Linked DNA regions of Homo sapiens: region 2 is linked to region 1. Evidence: read pairs that join two places in POLR2A ChIA-PET (ENCODE). Cell type or tissue: HepG2. All regions are shown on one strand. Links, peaks and the distances in the headings refer to the core of each region. The heading gives the core; the rest is flanking DNA.

What was found. ChIA-PET counts read pairs that join two places held together with the same protein. Peaks named below come from ENCODE experiments on the same cell type or tissue, not always from the same donor. Only the 100,000 strongest peaks of a DNase experiment are listed, where the experiment ranks them.
Region 2: POLR2A ChIA-PET joins it to region 1 with 12 read pairs; 6 of 35 experiments call an interaction of 5 or more read pairs at or near these places.

What each region holds. Positions count from the first base shown.
Region 1 is chr6:11,365,300-11,370,682 of GRCh38, reverse strand. It overlaps a transcript of NEDD9 not described here. Among named protein-coding and RNA genes, the nearest start is that of NEDD9, 140 kb to the right of the region's middle. RefSeq lists an enhancer at 1-449 and a silencer at 5,273-5,383. In HepG2, for the core only: no CTCF peak of the experiment used is centred there; a DNase peak (open chromatin) is centred at 2,822.
Region 2 is chr6:11,432,709-11,438,091 of GRCh38, reverse strand. All of the region lies in intron 1 of LOC105374928 (a long non-coding RNA gene), which reads right to left. Among named protein-coding and RNA genes, the nearest start is that of TMEM170B, 100 kb to the left of the region's middle. In HepG2, for the core only: no CTCF peak of the experiment used is centred there; DNase peaks (open chromatin) are centred at 3,091 and 4,081.

The DNA of each region.
Region 1 (5,383 bases), core at 53-5,052:
TCCAGTGAGCGTGAGGGACGGGTGCTACCAGGCAGGGAAAGAAGCTCTCTGTAAGCAGGGAAGCCTGCTCAGAAGTGAAGCTGGTATGGCCCTTGCAAAACGGGAAGGACACAGAAAAGCATGAGGAGATTGTGAGGGGAAGAAAAGGCGGCTTGAGGAGAGCCTTGTGCACCTAGTGGGTCGGTGAGGGAACCATTTGGACTGGAATGCAGGTCTTGGGAGGACAGGGGTGGGAGCCGTCCTCCAGCCGTGTGTGCGTGCTGTAGGCAAAGGCAGACTTTTCCTCAGGAAAGCAAATTTGGATCCGCTCCAGCATTTGAATAACAGCCTGATTGAAAAACAAAGCTCTACTCTACATAGCAGAGCAAAGAATGGTTTTGGTCAGAGCATTTTTCAAAGACAATGTTCCTCACTTCTTGCTTCAGCATAGGAAAACGTCAGCAGAGCTTCGGTGCAGCGTTTTACTCTAAGCAGGCCTGTGATTCAGGGGCTGGCCTCCTTGGGTTCCCACAAGCATGATTTAGCAGAGAGATGTGTCTATTTCATCATTAAACGAAATGTTCCTTAGGGAAAAGACTCTTTATATACCTCAGTTGACATCCCTAATGATATTCCCTGAATACCCAGTTAGAGAAGTGTTAGCCTCTTCTATGTCATACTTTCTATCTGCTGAGTAATTTCTTTCTTAATTGCACAGAAGAGCCACTTGGCCCAACACTCCCTATTTGAGTTCGACCTAGCAGAGATTTCTTTCTTTTGAGGCTATGTGAAATGCAGTTGAGCATGATATTGAAAACATGAACACAATCCAAAAGTCCATCAGTAGGGTCCTTATTACAATTTGGCAATCCACACTTTGGAATACTGTGCTACTGGTGAAAAAGAAGAAAGAGGATATACACAAAGATATGAAAAGATGTGAATCAAATACAAAGCAACAAATGCAAAAGAACATACAGTACAAGCCCATTTTTATCTATCTCATTGTAGAATAAAAGTCTAGCAAAATATAGACTCCCAAATATTTTTAAATGTTTTGGGATTGGGTTTATAAGACAGGTTCACTTTCTGCAGTAGACATTGTCTGTCTTTAGATATTTAAAAATGAGTTTACGTTGCTTTGTGATTGAAAACTGGCTCAAATTTTAAAAACTCTGTGTGTGTACACGTGCACAATCACTCATGCATGCCAGGTTGTGTAGTACACAGGAGCAATGGTTGGAGAAATGGGGAGTTCCTAATAAAATTTAACAGTAGGAATGTGTTTTTAAGATTATTTTACTTAAAAATAATAATTCTTCTCCCCTCGTCAGGCTTATCTTTTGACCATTTTTGTTTTGGCTTGTTTTCTTGTTTTGTTAATTTGTTAATAAATAATTGATAAAAATAAATGGCAAAGCAAAAAAAAAGTTCTAAGCAATGTAAGAAAGTCATGGCATACTCTCTAAGGAGATTCTTTCTCTGCAGCATGGGAACATTCACAAAGCAACTATCAAGCAACATAAGTTGGGGAAATGATCATCAGGGTTCAGGAAATGGACAGATTCAAGAAGGTTGGAGTGCTTAAGAGAGAACCAACTGCCTGAGTTCAAATCCAACCTGTACCACCCACCTGCCATGTGCTATTGAGCAAATTACTTTACTTTTCTGTTTCTCTGTTTCTCATCTGCACAAAGGAGGTAATAAGAGCCCTACCTCACCGGTGGTTTTGAAGGTTTTATGAGTCAATGGATGATTTTGAATGTTACATGAGTCAACACACACACAGCACCTAAAGTGGTATCTGACACATTAAGTGCTCAATACATATTAGCTAGTGGGAGGAAGAGGAGGAGAGGGAATGAGTTTTCATAAAAGAGAAGGGATGTAAAGAATGAGTAGGGTTTGACAGAAAAAAGAATTCCAGAAGATCAAGAAAAAAACAAAACCCAAAGGCTTATAGGATACATGAAATGATCCAGTTAAATTCACCCCAACCTCTGTAAAGAAAGCCGAAATGATATTTCATGACTAGATGATAAACATAAGCAGATATGTACAAGCACTCAAATGAAATAGAAGGAGGGTTTTTTAAAGTTAGCTTTCCTTTATTATTCTGTAGACCCTTCTGTGTGTCAGTCATCAGTCAACAAATTCGTATGGAGCTACGTGGTGGTGTAGCTCCCACCAGCATGGAACTTTTTCCAAGTGGGTTTAAAGTTGGAAAACCATGGCGATCATTTGTTTTATTGTGTGTTGATTAGTAGCGTATCCAAGAGTTGTGGTAGTTACTTCGGTGTGACTCATTCAGGAATAGAAGAAAGATTCATTGTATTACTCTTAAAATATAAACAATTCTTAATTTTTCTGTGCTAATGAAGAACCACAGGAATAAATATAGTTGATAGATTAAATTATGTTTATTTTATTTTATCTGTAAATTAAGCAAATCTTCATTGTTTTGCCTTTTTGAAACTTTTCTCCATCTGTTTGGGTTTCTGGGTACCCCCCAGCCCTGGTGTCTTCTTCCCAGCTTGCAAACAGCCATCAGGGCCCAAGGGCAAGGGGAGAAGCCACTGAGGGCCAGACTGCGCACAGTAGCTTCCAAGCAGGCCCTGGGTAATTGAGTTGCTTGACCTTGGCAAGCACAGAACCAGCCTCATCCACGAAAACACGAAAAACACATGTGACTAGGTGCTGAGACTGATGCTTTTGATCACCAGCCCTGACCACACTGAAGAGCCCTTTTAAGAACCAAGGTCCAGTCTCATACAATCCCGAGAGTTCAGACAAAAAGGCCAAAATTCCATAGCTCTGCCGGACTTATTTGCAAGGGGTGCTGTGTAGAAGGTGCCGAAATGGCTAGTAGCTAGGTTTAAGCAATTACAGTCACTAGTTGGTTCAAAGGGATGCCATTCACTCCTGGAATCCTGCTGTCAATGATTGAGCTAGGGAGTTTGGTCTCCAGGGAAGAGTTAAACATTAGACAGGAACCATTACAAAACTTTCCACTAAAAATAAGTTCCTTGTAAGAGAAGTTGAGAGACTTGCTAATTGCAGCTTACTCTAAACCTAATGACAGTCTGTATCATTTGCAAAGAAAGCACAGGATGTGTGAATGATGGTGAGGGAAGTGGGGAGTCTTGGCAGATAGATCTGACTCTGATAGATGCAGTTGGTCCTCTAGACTAGTGATCCATTTTGGAGTAAACTGCATTGGGAGACTGATCAAATTTCCTTTCTCCAGGATTCTTACCAACAGTAAAGACTGATAAAACACATTTGTGCTGCTGTGTTTTTCAAAAGCTCGGCCATATAATAACTTTAACAGACTCCCTAAATTTCAAACATTTCCTTGATGTAGGATGATCACAATAGAAAGGAATGTTATTCTCATCCAGCCATCGGTAAGCTTTTGTCTTCCTTAATCCCAGAAACTAAATCACTGGCTACCTCAGAGGCTCTGACCTAAATCTTAATTGATGCCCACTGCACTTTCAGACCACTGTGTGTGATTTTAACCAGACAAACCAAGGAGGAAGGATTAATGAAGAAAGCCTAATATTTTGACCAATCATAGAGTCCACTGCAGTGCCCTTTCCATTTTAATTGAGCTTTATACGGTTCTCCTCTCGAGGTAACCCTCCTTTCTTAATGTTCAGTACAGCAAAAACTAATCTAGGTTTTCTTTTTAATGTTTGATTTATCTCTTCAATCTTGGTGCTAGGTAACAACATTGGATCAAAATATTAACAGCCAAGATTTAGATATTATTTTACAATTAACACAGCACATTGACTCATATTATTTCACTTTCACAGTGGTCCTGGGGCATGTTTATTGTATCTCCCACTCTACAGATAGTGAAACTGAGGAGATCACGGTGGGAAAGATGACGTAACTCACATGAAGTTGGGCAACTGATCAGATGACACAGCTAGGACTGAAGCCTGGGTCCCCTAAGTCATTTGCTTAGAGCTCATTCAATGACGAGGCAACTCCTTGCTGTGCATCCTTTCAGCACACGTTGTTGGTGTGAAGACGCTGGTTTTCATCAGACTAAAATGCATCTTACTTCAAGATAGGCAGTTTCTGTTTTGGTTTCCACCTCTCATACATTGCTTTTAAAGTGCCAACCTCTAATGGCTATCCCATGAGAAAATCTACTGTAAGTATGAAGTGACCCTTTGGTACTACCAGTTTTTCATCCTAAATCCCTTTTCTTTCTTCTTTCTTTTCCTTTCTCTCTTTCTTTCTTTTTTCTTTCTTTCTTCCTTTCTTTTTCTTTTTTCTTTCTTCTTTTATTTCTCTCTCTCTCTGTCTTGCTCCCCCTTTCTTTCTTTCTTCATTTCTTTCTTTCTTTCTCTCTGTCTTTCTCCTTTCTTTCTTTCTCTTTCTTTCTTTCTTTCCTTCCTTCCTTCCTTCCTTCCTTCTTTCTCAGACTCTCACTCTGTCACCCACGCACAATCTCGGCTCACTGCAACCTCTGCCTCCCAGGTTCAAGTGATTCTCCTGCTTCAGCCTGCTGAGTAGCTGGGGTTACAGGCACATGCCACCACACCCGGTTACTTTTTGTAGTTTTAATAGAGACTGGGTTTCACCTTGTTGGTCAGGCTGGTCTCAAACTCCTGACCTCATGATCTGCCCACCTTGGCCTCCCAAAGTGCTGGGATTACAGGTGTGAGCCACCACGCCCAGCCTCTTTCTTTTTTTGACTGTGTCTCTTGCTCTGTCACTCAGGCTGGAGTGCAGTAGCACAATCTCGGCTCACGGCAACCTCTGCCTCCTGGGCTCAAGTGATTCTCCAGCCTCAGCCCCCCGAGTAGTTGGGTCTACAGATGCATGCCATCACATCCACCTAATTTTTGTATTTTTAGTAGAGACAGGGTTTCACCATGTTGGCCAGGCTAGTCTTGAATTCCTGAGCTCAAAGTGATCCGCCCACCTCGGCCTCCCAAAGTGCTGGGATTACAGGCGTGAGCCACTGCGCCCGGCCCCATTTTATTTTCTTTCTTCTTTTTCTTGGCATTTGTTATGATCAAGCCTTTTTTTTAAGTACTGAATATCCATGGACTCCTTCCAGTTTTACCTCATCAAAATGTGCTTGCAGGGAAGGATTTGGTCTTGTTGATTTCAATTAATGTAACTCCAAGCCACCACTCTTCTGCTATTCACCTTTTAATCTATATTTCTTACTATACATAAGAAGCTTTGCTTCTCTACTTATTTCAAGGAGTGTAGGGTGAAGATGAGGTTTTTAAATCACGGTATCTTTCTTCAGTCCTTTCCTCCAAATTCTACACGTAGATGTACTGTGCTTCAGCCAACTTATCTCTAACTAGGACATTCAGATCTACTAACTAAGCTATGACTTATTATAGGCAGGCGGTCAGCAGGAAGAGCT
Region 2 (5,383 bases), core at 329-5,328, 67 kb before region 1:
AGGAAGCAACTCAACAACACACAATCTACCAGAAGCGGTGTATTCCTTACAGATCCCAGAGAGCACAGAGCAGCATGACTCACAGGGCCAATGGAAAGAAGGCAGCTATCCAGGACATCCATGCACGATCAGCAAATGGGGAGCAAGACACAGAGACACCTGTGGGCCAAAGCCTTTACTGGAGTCCAGGGCCTTCCCCAGTTAGGTTTCCCATGACGAGTTCTAAGTGGTGGGTTTACAGCAAGCAGATATGAGCTCTGTGGGGTTGTGCCGTGACTGAGAGGTGGTCACTGCACAGTCCATGTGGGGTGTGGGGGTCAGTGGGGTGAGTCAAGCAGGTTGTATCTAGCTGACCCATGGGGAGGGGGTCACCAGGAGGTGGTCATTTAAGGCAAATATCTGGAATAACCACTTTGAGGAGTTGAGAAGACAGAGAACTAGAAACCATGTCAAGGGTGATGAAGCCCTATTTTGGGTATGAAAAAGTCCAACTTTTATTCCAAATGGATGCTGAGACAACATAAAATTATAAGAATTCACTACACTAGGCTACACTCCTTTCTACCAACTTTATCACACCCTCCCTGATTACATATCACCCTCATACCCTATAAGGCAGCTACACGGACACTATTTCAGTTCCACATATGGCCTAGGCTCTCAACAGACCCTTGGCCTTCACCCATGTTGTTTCACCTGCTTAAAATACTATGTTACATGTAATTTTTGTTTGGTTAATTTCCACTGGTCCTCAGCTAGGTGGACATTTTCTTTGAAAACTTCTTAACTGACTTTGCCAATGAGGACTAAGGCTCCTCATATATTCCCCTCTCTTCCCCTACCATAACACTTGTCATTTTTGCAGACTGCATTTTCTACAGATGTCCACAGCTCTATCTCCTATCCCACGTGCTCCTACCTTGCCTCTCCTTCATTATTAGCTGCAAGCAGCAGACGTTAAAGGACTCAAATTCTCCTTCCCTGGAGTCTATTCAGCCTTAATAACCAATACAATGTGACAGAAGTGATGGCCAATGATCTTCGAGGCAGGGCCCGAAAAAGCCATGCATCTTTTGCCGGTTTCTATTGAGATGCTTGCTCTAGGGGAAGCCAGTTGCCACCTAAGAGACACAGTTACCCTAAGGCTATCCTGTTGGAGAGGTCACATGATGTAGGTATTCCTGGCAACAACTCAACAGGGCTCCCAGATAACAGCCAGCAAGAACTCAGCCAAGTGAACAGAGACACCACCAGGTAATTTCAGCCCCTGGCCATTGAGTCTTGCTAGCTGAGCCTCAGACATTAGGGAATGCTGTGCCCTGTTCAAATTCCTGAACTTCAGAGCCATGAGCATCATACAAAGGTTGGTGTAAGCTGCTAACTTGGGGGATAATTTGTTACACGGCACTAGTAGCTGAAATATTATTAGACAAGTGGATGTTTACTCATCAAGGCCATAAGATTCCAGACCAGACTATAAATGCATGAGTGTAGGTGTTCTATGTGATTCGTTTACCATTACAACCTCAGCTTTTAGCCCAGTGTCTGTTACAGCAGGGATTACAATTATAGGGATTTAGCGAACAATCTTAGCCAAATGATAATCTTAACTAAATAACAGATTAATAACAACTTAAATAATAATAATCTTAACTAATTGAATAGATTAATAAATGGATGAATGTGTTCTTAGTCTAGTTTTGTGTTTATCTACCTCTTTCTTGCAGCTCAAATTTGGTGACCTAGCTACAAATTGTTGGCGTACACAGGAATTGTTTTTCCTGTCTGCCAAGTTCCCCATCTTTAATTTCTACTGTGTTCCTTGCCCCAGCATTTAGAATATGAAGTAGCCAAGAGAAAGGCCTTGGACCATGTGGATCTCAGAAAGCTCATCTGGTAGGGCCCCTGGAGTGAGCAGAAGGGGACCAGGGTTGGGTGAGGCGTGGTTGGAGGCAGCACCCCTCTGAAGCCTGTGAACTTGAGAATGGTCTTTATGAGAATGCAGAATCATCCATTAGTAAAGTGCTGCCTCTCTCTTTCCACATACCTTCCTAGGGCACAGGAATTGAAGAGACTGAAGAGAGATGACAATTAGACCAAATCAGCGTATCACCAGCTCCCTGCTCAAGGAGTGTTAACTGGTTGGGCAGGGGGCTATTCAGGTGGTGTGTTGCGTGAGATAGTATCCCTGCCTCAAAAAATCTGTGCCATCTTCCCCTTCTACCTCAAACCCTTTTCCTGCCTTTACATATAAGTGTGTGCATGCACACAAGGCCATGAAGAGGACTAGGGTCTTCCTCACACCTGATTCTATGCAAGATGGATGTAGCCTTCCATGCTGGTGTACTTTTCCCAGTATAGACACAGAATAAGAAGAATAGGGATAAGAATAAGAATAAGAGCAGAAGAGCAAGGAGAAGGAGGAGAAGATGGGAGAGGGAAAGGAAGAAGAGGAAAAGTTATCTTTTATTTGATGTTTGCTAAATGGCATGAATTATAATAAAAGCTTTTTGGCATAATCCCATTTAATCTAATAACAACAACAACTCATAATTTCCAATTTGTAGATGAGGAGACTAATGCTCAAAGAGTTTAAGCAACTTGCTCAAAATCTCACATAGTTGGTAATTGTTGGAGCCAAAATTTTTAGCCAGGTTTGGCTATCTCTAAATTCCTTTCTCTTTCCATTCAATGAATCTACAGGGGGTTCTAGTATCACCTGGAAGTATCCAAACAGCCCACAAGGAGCAGTGCTCAAACTGGATCATGATGTGGGAGTCACTTTGATTCTGACGCTGTACAGAATTGAATTCCTTGTTATAACACCTGTTTGAATTTTGCTTCTCCACACACTGCTCCTTGGATGCCTAAGCACAGCCAAGAAGAACTCCTAACTTACCTAAAGTCCAATGTCCTGGCGATGCCTTGAGGATCAAGAATTCAGGGTATCAGAGTCCAACACAGTGCATTGCACCAAAGAGGAGCTGTTGAGTAATTCAGTTGATGGCTGTCAGCCATACATTGCTTCATGCACAAGAATGCATGTGTTACTGGCAAAAGAAAAGTGACTTCCTAAGATCCATTCTAGTTCAACCACGTTAGTTGTCCTGATCATAGCAGCCACTGTGAATTCAGTTGGTTTTGTTAACTCCCCATGATGCAGTATGTACACAAACTCTGTTTGCTAAGGCAATGCAGAGTCAGTAGTTTATTCAATGTTTACAGAAAGTGATAAGAAAATCAAGGACTAGAATCAAGTGTCTAGGCTCCGGATCAAGTTACTCCAAGGTTGCAAGGAATTTTCAGAGGCATTTCATAGCTTCTTAAGAATGCTTTCTTGAAATAAAGCCTGGGGCCGGGCACAGTGGCTCACACCTGTAAATCCTAGCACTTTTGGAGGCCGAGGCGGGTGGATCATCTGAGGTCAGGAGTTTGAGACCAGTCTGGCCAACATGGCAAAACCCGATCTCTATTAAAAATGCAAAAATTTAGCTGGGCATGATGGCGCGTGCCTGTAATCCCAGCTATTTGGGAGGCTGAGGTAGAAGAATGGCTTGAACCCAGGAGGCAGAGATTGCAGTGAGCTGAGATGAGCTGAGATTATGCCACTGGACTCCAGCCTGGGTGACAGAGCAAGACTCCGTCTCAAAAAAAAAAAAAAAGAAAAGAAAAGAAAAGAAAAAGAAAGCAAGCTTGGGTTGCTGAGATTATGGCCAGCATTCTATAACTGAGTCTGGGATTGTAAAGTAAAGAAGCACCAGCACCTCCTTTGAATTGTTTTGTTTTATTTTTCCAATTCAGCAAACATTTCCTGGTCATCTGCCCTTTTAGAGCTTTGCCACTTAGCCCTATAGAGGACACTAAGCAATAGGAAACATAATCACTGCCTTCAGAATATTACAATCTGTTGACAAAAATAAGTCTTCAACTAACATGCCCCAGAGGGTGAGAAGAGCCTGGCCCTAAAGATACTCACAAAATGTGAGAGAAGTAAGCAGCCCAGAGAAGTCTATTCCAACAGGCAGTTATGTATTTCATTTTGATCATGTGTTTATTCTTGTGGTTTGATTCAGTATGACCTTTGGAGCCTCACTTTGGACTAGACATCGAGCTACAGAGTGGAAATAATTGATCTTACATTTTTTGTTTAACTAGTTCACTATACCTAGTAATTATGGAAAAGTTGCATATTTCAACAGATTCCTTTGTCATTTACTACTCTTTGGTGGGTCAGAACATAATAGTTCACAACATATACATGCTGATTTTTAGATCTCAAAGTCAGAATATAGGGTTGAATATGTAATTATAATAGATAACATATATAAATTATGATAACATATATGTTACTATGCCAATAAGTTGTACTTAGGCCCTTATATACTTCATGTGGCTACTTTCTCTTACATTGGGGAAAAAATATAAAACCTCTCTCTTAAAATCCTACTATTTAGAATAGATGTAAGAAGTCAAATTGTACCCTCCACCTGCTCAGCTGAGTGGCAGAGCTCTATCTTTAGAATGAAAAATCCAGACTGCTGAGTGGTGATAATTTAAATTCTCCAAAAGAGAAAAGTGGGAAGTTAGAACAAGTATGAAAGAAATGAATGAAAGAAAACAAAACATTAGCTCCCAAAGAAAAGATACAGGAAGTTAGGGAATTGAGAAAGAAAGAAAAGATAGACCAAACACTGTTTGAAACAGAACAAAAAAATTCTGAACAGAAGCCTGACTTACTATAATCCATTATATCTTTGCTGATACACCCAAAATAGGATTCAATTTAGTTCCCAGTAAATGACACCAAACACCAAAAACAGCTAGTGACTCACAACTTAGAAAATCAGTTGAAAGCGCTTTCCAAATAGATCTGAGTTTATACTTAGTATTAATAGAACTGTTTCCTTTTCCTCTAATAATAGGTCAGAATATACAATAGCATTCTCCAAGATCTAAAAAAAAAATTTTTTTAAATATCACATTTCTATTTTAACATGAAATTCTCTTCTTTTGATTTTTTTTCTAGTTAAGTGCAGAGAGCATTACAAAAGCACTCAAAAAGCTATTGAATCTTGATGTTTGAGAAAGAGGAATGAGTTATAATTGTGGCATGATAGTAGAATGAATTACAGAATGAGTCACAGCAGTAAAAATAGTATTACAGATGGTGCTTTAATACCTTAGTACTTTTCCAGTCTTCAAGAATTCACTGTCAACATCCCCAATTGTGGTCCACTGTAGTGGTGGTCACATTTTAAATAGCCCCTTCTTTATTGAGTCAGTGTTTTATTGCAGTACCAGTGCCTTTCTCACTTGACTTTCAGCTTGTAGTCATTCACCACATAAAAATACCAGAAGGAATAAGATGATTGGATGAAGAATG